Linked DNA regions of Homo sapiens: all the other regions are linked to region 3. Evidence: read pairs that join two places in POLR2A ChIA-PET (ENCODE). Cell type or tissue: HCT116. All regions are shown on one strand.

Evidence for each region. ChIA-PET counts read pairs that join two places held together with the same protein. Peaks named below come from ENCODE experiments on the same cell type or tissue, not always from the same donor. Only the 100,000 strongest peaks of a DNase experiment are listed, where the experiment ranks them.
Region 1: POLR2A ChIA-PET joins it to region 3 with 6 read pairs; 5 of 35 experiments call an interaction of 5 or more read pairs at or near these places.
Region 2: POLR2A ChIA-PET joins it to region 3 with 6 read pairs; 1 of 35 experiments calls an interaction of 5 or more read pairs at or near these places.

The regions. Positions count from the first base shown.
Region 1 is chr7:129,885,971-129,888,470 of GRCh38, forward strand. The region is part of intron 1 of UBE2H (ubiquitin conjugating enzyme E2 H); the gene reads right to left. Among named protein-coding and RNA genes, the nearest start is that of UBE2H, 66 kb to the right of the region's middle. In HCT116, no CTCF peak of the experiment used is centred here; no DNase peak of the experiment used is centred here; H3K27ac peaks cover 2,459 bases.
Region 2 is chr7:128,522,351-128,524,850 of GRCh38, forward strand. No RefSeq gene overlaps it. Among named protein-coding and RNA genes, the nearest start is that of METTL2B, 47 kb to the left of the region's middle. In HCT116, no CTCF peak of the experiment used is centred here; a DNase peak (open chromatin) is centred at 1,101.
Region 3 is chr7:129,968,770-129,971,269 of GRCh38, forward strand. All of the region lies in intron 1 of UBE2H-DT (UBE2H divergent transcript), which reads left to right. Among named protein-coding and RNA genes, the nearest start is that of UBE2H-DT, 17 kb to the left of the region's middle. RefSeq lists enhancers at 1-243, 244-885. In HCT116, no CTCF peak of the experiment used is centred here; a DNase peak (open chromatin) is centred at 1,232; H3K4me3 peaks cover 603 bases; H3K27ac peaks cover 1,745 bases.

The DNA of each region.
Region 1 (2,500 bases), 83 kb before region 3:
ACTAAGAAGGCAGGTTAAAATGACAAAAATAATGATCGATTTCTGGATGTGCTGGTCAGGCTGGGAGACTGGTGGGACTCACTAGAAGATTCCTCATTACTTTCTCTGTTTCACAGCTTAAAAATATAAAATATCCTTCAGACATTGTTCTGGTAAAAACTCATTAAATAAACCCATAAATCACATTTTATACTCATCTTTTTTGATCTTATTCACAAATACTGCTTTATACCCACTTAGCATTTCACTATTAAGGGGTATCACCATTTTGTGTAGAATAATGATTAACATTCCCAAGAACCCAAGTCCATTTCACTTTTTAAAGTGCCAGCCACCTACCACATTATTTTCCTGGAATGCCATTATGATTACACAATCTAATATTTAAAGGCAAATGCCAAACTGTCAAGAGATAAATGACATTCTTGGCAAAATGTGTCTGTCAGAGTTTTACAAGTGATTTTTATACAGTTCTGAAATTTTCCAGAAAGGAAGCCAAAGGCAATGTCTGGGCCTTAAGGACTGACAATAACAGGTCAAGGACCAAGGATTCAGGGACCACTGAGTCCTAAATTTACTGATAACAAGTTCATAAAATAAAAGAGTGCCCTCCCTGAGCTGTGTGGAAGGGAATGAGGTCCTGGCATAAAGAACGCGCTTCTGTGCAGAGGGCAGAAGCAAGTCGTGTGGATTTCTGTGTTCAGACCCACCTGCTTCCTACTCTCCTGGAGATGAGTCACACTAGGAAAGCTGAAGAAACTTGGCAATTTTCACTACCTGGTTTTTTGTTTTTTGGTAAAAAAAAAAAAAAAAAAAAAAAAAAGATATGTCTGTTAATCCATTAATATGTAAGTATCACAAAAATAGTGCTTTGGGGGGGATATGTTTACAAGGAATCCTTCTCTTTTAGAGACATAAATGGAAATATTTACTAATAAAAATGTTTCTAGGATTTGCTAGTAAATAACCCAGTGTGGGTAGAAGAGGTGTAGAAGAAACAGTAGAGGGCCAGCAACGTTAATGATTGAATCCTATGTTAATGATCGAGTCCCAGCGGCACATGATTTGTTACACTGTTCTCACTATTTTTGTTTTACATTTAAGTTTTCCATAATACAGTAAAAGTTCTTTAAAACCTAATAACATAGTTATCATCAAAAGTTTAGCTTTGTAGAGGCATAAAGCTTAGCTACTAGAGCTAAGAACAAGAACTAGAACTAGAATTTAGCTACTAGAGCTCTCTTGAACTTTTTTTTTTTTTTTTTTTTTGAGATGGAGTCTTGCTCTGCCACCCAGGCTGGAGTGCAGTCGCACGATCTCAGCTCACCACAACCTCGGCCTCCCAGGTTCAAGCGATTCTCCTGCCTCAGTCTCCCGAGTAGCTGGGATTACAGGTGCACACCACCACACCCGGCTAATTTTTGTATTTTTAGTAGAGACGGGGTTTCACCATGTTGGTCAAGCTGGTCTTGAATTCCTGACCTTGTGATCCACCTGCCTCAGCCTCCCAAAGTGTTGGGATTATGGGAGTGAGCCACCACGCCCAGCTAAAGGTGATACTATTAATGAGGCCCATGCCTGGCCTCTCTTGAACATTTATGAAACAATGTTAAGTTTTCCTGAGGTGCGACAGTTTGAAGAAGACAAAAAATAGCAAGTGATCCAGTATTTAAGAAAGCAAAGACTGGCTGGGTGAGGTGGCTCACACCTCCTGAGGTCGGGAGTTTGAGACCAGCCTGACCAGCATGGAGAAACCCCGTCCCTACTAAAAATACGAAATTAGCCAGGCGTTGTGGCACATGCCTGTAATCCCAGCTACTCGGGAGGCGGAGATTACGGTGAGCCAAAGTTACGGTGAGCTGAGATCACACCATTGCACTCCAGCCTGGGCAACAAGAATGAAACTCCGTCTCAAAAAACAAAACAAAACAAAAGCAAAAACAAAAAAACCAAAGACTTTACATTGAAAGAGAAGCATACTCTGCTAACATTCTGAAGGAAACAAGTTCAAGTGGTTTCATAAGGATGTCTATGAAAAATACAATCACATGGAAGGAAGACAAGCATGTGTCTGTATATCCATGACAAACAGCCTCTAGGCAACATGCTAACCAAAGCTCTTAAACTACAAGGAAAAATGGTCATGTCCAACAGAAAGGCTCCTGATTGAAATAAGAAGCTGAAAAAATTTTTAAGGGTTTTTAATGTTCTTCAAATGAAGAGGGGGAAGCCTTTTATTCAAAAGAGAAATTGAATGGCAGAAATAAAAGCTATTCAGAAAATGAGCATTATCTTGGGAAAGGTTTGCTAAGTAAAGAAAAAAAGAAAAGTGGCATTGAGAAAAGACAATGGGAAGTGGGCTGCTATCAGTGATGAAATCCATATGTATAAAGATTTAGGGACCATTGCAGTGGCTCACAACTGTTATCCTAGCACTTCAGGAGGCTGAGGTGGGAGGATTGTTTTGAGCCCAGGAGTTTGAGACCAGCCTGGGCAACAT
Region 2 (2,500 bases), 1.4 Mb before region 3:
GCATGAAGTGAAACAGCACATCAATGTGATGAACACGGTTAACACTGAAGAAACCTGTACGTGCGAGCAAATATAGCGTGAAAGGGTTCAGGGATTTCTTTCTTTCTTTCTTTTTTTTTTTTTTGAGACTGAGTCTCACTCTATTGCCCAGGCTGGAGTGCAGTGGCATGATCTCCGCTCACTGCAACCTCCCACCTCCCAGGTTCAAGCGATTTTTCTGCCTCAGCCTCCCAAGTAGCTGGGACTATTGGCACGTGCCATGATGCCCGGCTAATTTTTGTATTTTTAGTAGAGTCAGGGTTTCACCATATTGGCCAGGCTGGTCTCAAACTCCTGACCTCATGATCTGCCCACCTCGGCCTCCCAAAGTGCTGGGATTACAGGCAGGAGCCACTGTGCCCGGCCGTCCTGTTTTTTGGTGTGTGTGTGTGTGTGTGTGTGTGTGTGTGTGCACGCGCGCGTTTGAGAGGGAGTCTCCCACTGTGGTCCATGCTGGAGTACAGCAGTGCGATCTCGGCTCACTGCGACCTCTGCCTCCCAGGTTCAAGCAATTCTCCTGCCTCAGCCTCCTGAGTAGCTGGGATTATAGGCATGTGCCACCACGCCTGGCTAATTTTTTGTATTATTAGTAGAGACAGGGTTTCACTCTGTTGGCCAGGCTGGTCTTGAACTCCAGGCCTCAAGTGATCCACCTGCCTCAGCCTCCCAAAGTCCTGGTATTACAGCCGTGAGCCACCATGCCTGGCCAATAGTTTATTTTTATTTTTAAAGGGACAGGGTCTCCCTCTTTCACCCAGGCCGTAACCCTGAACTGCGAGGCTCAAACGATCCTTCTGCCTTAGCCTCCCAACTCCCAAGTAGCTAGGACTACAGGTGCACACCACCATGCCTGGCTAATTTTTAAATTTTCGGTAGAGATGGTATCCTGGTATGTTGCCCAAGCTGGTCTCAAACTTCTGGCCTCAAGTGATCCTTCTGCCTCAGCCTCCCAAAAGTGCTGGGATTACAAGCATTGTGCCACAGTGCTCGGCCAACAATAGATTTATAATATCACTGAGGGCAGGGATTGTGAGTCATCATCAGCTCCCCAGTGACTGGCAGCATGCCAGGAATGGGGGAGGTGAGAGAAGGAAGGAAGGGAGGCTTTTCGGCCTGACAGTTCAGCCAAGTGCAGGCACTGTCATGTTCATGGCCACCAGGCACCTGCCAACGACCAGGCTCTGTGCTGCCCACTTTACACAGATGGTCTCACTTGGCCTTGATGACAACCTGTGGAAGTTGGTATTATTTACTCCAAGAGGAAACTAAAGGCAGAGAGTTTAAATAACTTGCCAAAAGTCACATGGCAGAATCAGGATTTGAGCTCAGATATGTTAAACTGAAGCTTGTGCTCTTGACTGCCTGGCTGTGCAGTCTTCCAGAAGAGCACGGCATGGACTTCTGGAATTCTTGCAGCCACTCGACTCAAAAGCAGTTAGCATAGTGCTGAGCACAGGTAATAGGGCATTTGACAAATGCCAGTGACTGTAGACCGAATGATTGACAGTCTGAAAGAATGAATGAGTGAAGTGACTTCCTGTCTTGTGAGGTCTTTCTCTTCAAATGGAAGATTTCCCCATAGCCTTTGAATGCTCAATCTAATTAAGGCAAAAAGACATCAGAGAATTGCAGGGCCTTTCCTTTATTAACTGTCAAGTCCAATCTGGAGGCTGTTTACGTGCCAAGGTCAGAGATCAGTCTTTAGCTGCTCTCCTCTCATTCATCTGGCCAACCTCAGAACATAAAGTTTATTGATGCAAAACTGATTGGCAGGCTGGGCTAACGAGCTGGCGGGAACAGGGAGTATCAGAAAGAGTTCTAAGCCAGCGTCGGCTCAGCCCAGCTCCTTTGCTGTCCTAACTTCCCTGTGCTCTAGGTTGCAGGGTCGCACCTTTCAGAAGTGAACCCCAGAAGAGTAGCAAATGCTGCCTGGCCTTTTGGCAGTTCTTATGGAGCCCAATCAAGAGCTGGAGGGGAAGCAGTCCTTTTTCCTGGTTTTGTCTATTAATGTGGAAAGAGCGAGGCATGGAAGATTAGGTAGTATAGTCTTTTTTTTTTTTTTTTTAAGACAGAGTCTCGCTCTGTCACCCAGGCTGGAGTGCAGAGTGCAGTGGTGTGATTTCGGCTCACTGCAAGTTCTGCCTCCCGGGTTCGTGCCATTCTCCTGCCTCAGCCTCCCAAGTAGCTGGGACTACAGGCACCCCCCCACCATGTCCGGCTAATTTTTTGTGTTTTTAGTAGAGACAGGGTTTCACTGTGTTAGCCAGGATGGTCTTGATCTCCTGACCTCGTGATCCGCCCGCCTCAGCCTCCCAAAGTGCTGGGATTACCGGCTTGAGCCACCTCGCCCAGCAGTATAGTCTTAAGACTTCACAAATCAAAGCAATTCCCATGTAAGCCTCGTCAGGCCTGGGGGTTGTGAAGAGGAAGGTAACTGTTATGCCTACAGTTTGCAGCCAAC
Region 3 (2,500 bases):
TCCAGGCACAGCTGTCACTGCCATGGCTTCTTTCCTCACACAGCCACTGCCTCAACCTCCCCTAGGAGTGAGGGCCAAGGTGCAGCAGCTCCAGCACCAAACTGGACTCCAGGACCTTCTGGCTCCCCAGTAGCTGCTGAGAGGGGCCCAGTAACACAACCTGCACATGAAGGGGAGTTAACACCGTGGGGTGGACTTTTATGGAAAAGAGAGAGGAGGCCGGAAGGAGCCCGCAGTGGCTCATTCTGCTGCTGCTTTGTCCCCATGTGATTCTTCTAACGCTTGGAGGCCCCCGAATGAATGAAAACACAACGACCTGTCATCCATAATGAGAACACGTTCCTTCCTCAGCTGCCTAGCTTCCCCTCTTCCTCACTCTTGCTGCCCTGGGCTTGCAGCCCACCCCAGTGAAACATTAACCCTTGGGCTTTGCCTCTAGCTCTGTTTTCTAGGAAGCCACGTTAGGACAGGCAAATTATGCATTTACTTGAGGGTAGGAGCTTTACAAACCCTCCTGCTTTTCTACCTTGCACTCTTAAGTAGAAACTTCTCTCCTCTCTGGGAGGGAATGGTACTAGAAAGATAACTCTAACCCTTCTCCCAACCTCCAGTACTCCATGGGGTGACCATCAGCCCTTGGCAGGAAAACAGGGGGTGACTGTCCTGCACGTAGCCAGTAGTGTTGTCTAAGACTGGAGTCGGGGGAGAGTAAGTTGAATTCTGTGAGGAAAAGATAGAAAGCCCATTTTGATGTAGATACCAACCAATTTTTTTTTTTTCCAGATGGAGTCTTGCTCTTGGAGTGCGGTGGCGCGATCTCGGCTCACTGCAACCTCTGCCTCCCGGGTTCAAGTCATTCTCCTGCCTAGACTCTCGAGTAGTTGGGATTACAGGGGCGCGCCACTACGCCCAGCTAATTTTTGTATTTTTAGTAGAGACGGGGTTTCTCCATGTTGGTCAGGCTGGTCTTGAACTCCTGACCTCAGGTGATCTGCCCGCCTTGGCCTCCCAAAGTGCTGGGGTTACAGATGTGAGCCACCGTGCTCCGCCATTACCTGTATCTTCTTGCCTCAGAAGGAACGTTTGTGCAGACACTGCCTTTCCTGAAGTCAGTGTTTGACTTTCTGGTCCCCTGAGGCTATTTTCCTTCTCTCCCCACCCCCATCCCTAAACAGATATTCCTTGTTTTCTTGCAGAAGGCCCCACCCAGGCCTCACCTTCCCCTCCTCCACTCCATGGTGGCTTTTAGTGCTTGTGTGATTCACACGTGTCCATGTGCCTTTGCTTGCGGCTCTGTTCACCTTCCTGATGCCTGAATTTCAAGCTCCTGAAAAGGAAACTTTCTGGTATTCACTGGCATTGAATAAAGACAGGAAATAAGTGTCTCAGCACAGAAGAATTTCAGTGTATGCTACATTATCTAAGCTACCTCCTTGCCTGGGATTTTCAAGCAGTGCACAAAGAAGGGGTAAACCTCCCACATTCTTTATCTGAGACCTTCTGAAACACACTCAGGGTCTCAGAACCACTGGCCTGGCCTCTTGGTTACTCACAAGGCTGGTCCCAGCCACCAGCGATGACCAGTTAGCTTCCCTGCTTCCATCCAGCCAAGACCTAGCCAGGACTTGTCTGTCATGCCTGGTATTTTCTCTTGTTAAACTCCTGACTTCTGGGTTACCCTCAATTCCTTTTTTTTTTTTTTTTTTGAGACGGAGTCTCACTCTGCTGCCCAGGCTGGAGTGGAGTGCAGTGCCGAGATCTCGGCTCACTGCAAGCTCCACCTCCCGGATTCACACCAATCTCCTGCCTCAGCCTCCCCAGTAGCTGGGACTACAGGCACCTGCCACCATGCCTAGCTAATTTTTGTATTTTTAGTAGAGATGGGGTTTCACTGTATTAGCCAGGATGGTCTTGATCTCCTGACCTCATGATCTACCCGCCTCGGCCTCTCAAAGTGCTGGGATTACAGGTGTGAGCCACCGTGCCCGGCCAGGGTTACCCTCAATTCTCAAATCTCTCTCCCCAACCCTGAAGGGGAGGAAAAGGGGTGCAGTAGCTTTTGGAAATGCTTGTCTTTAGGGTAGGGAAGGTGTGAGACAGTCCCTGGAGTCTGCTCTGCAGTGAGTTCCCAGTCTCAGTTTCCCTCCCACACTGGCAACTGGGCTCAGAGCTGCGGGCTTCCTCCAGAGGCCAGTGGAATGGAAGGCTTCCTGCCCGGATACTGTGGAGTGTGAAGTTCACCTGCATGTGGGCCACTCCCTCGGAGGGCAGCCAAGGCTGGGGAGGTGGCCTGGTTTGGGAGGAAACTCTCAGAGAGGTGCCAGGATGCTTCTCCACACTTATAAATCCAACTGCTCACCCCTACCTTACAAGCTATTAGTTCCTCAAAAGGAAACAGAATAAGATTGGCAGGAAAACTGAGGGAACATTTAGAATTCAAATAGAATAACCACAGTGGCTTGTAGACCTGAAATTATTTTTCACTTTTAATATCCTTCCT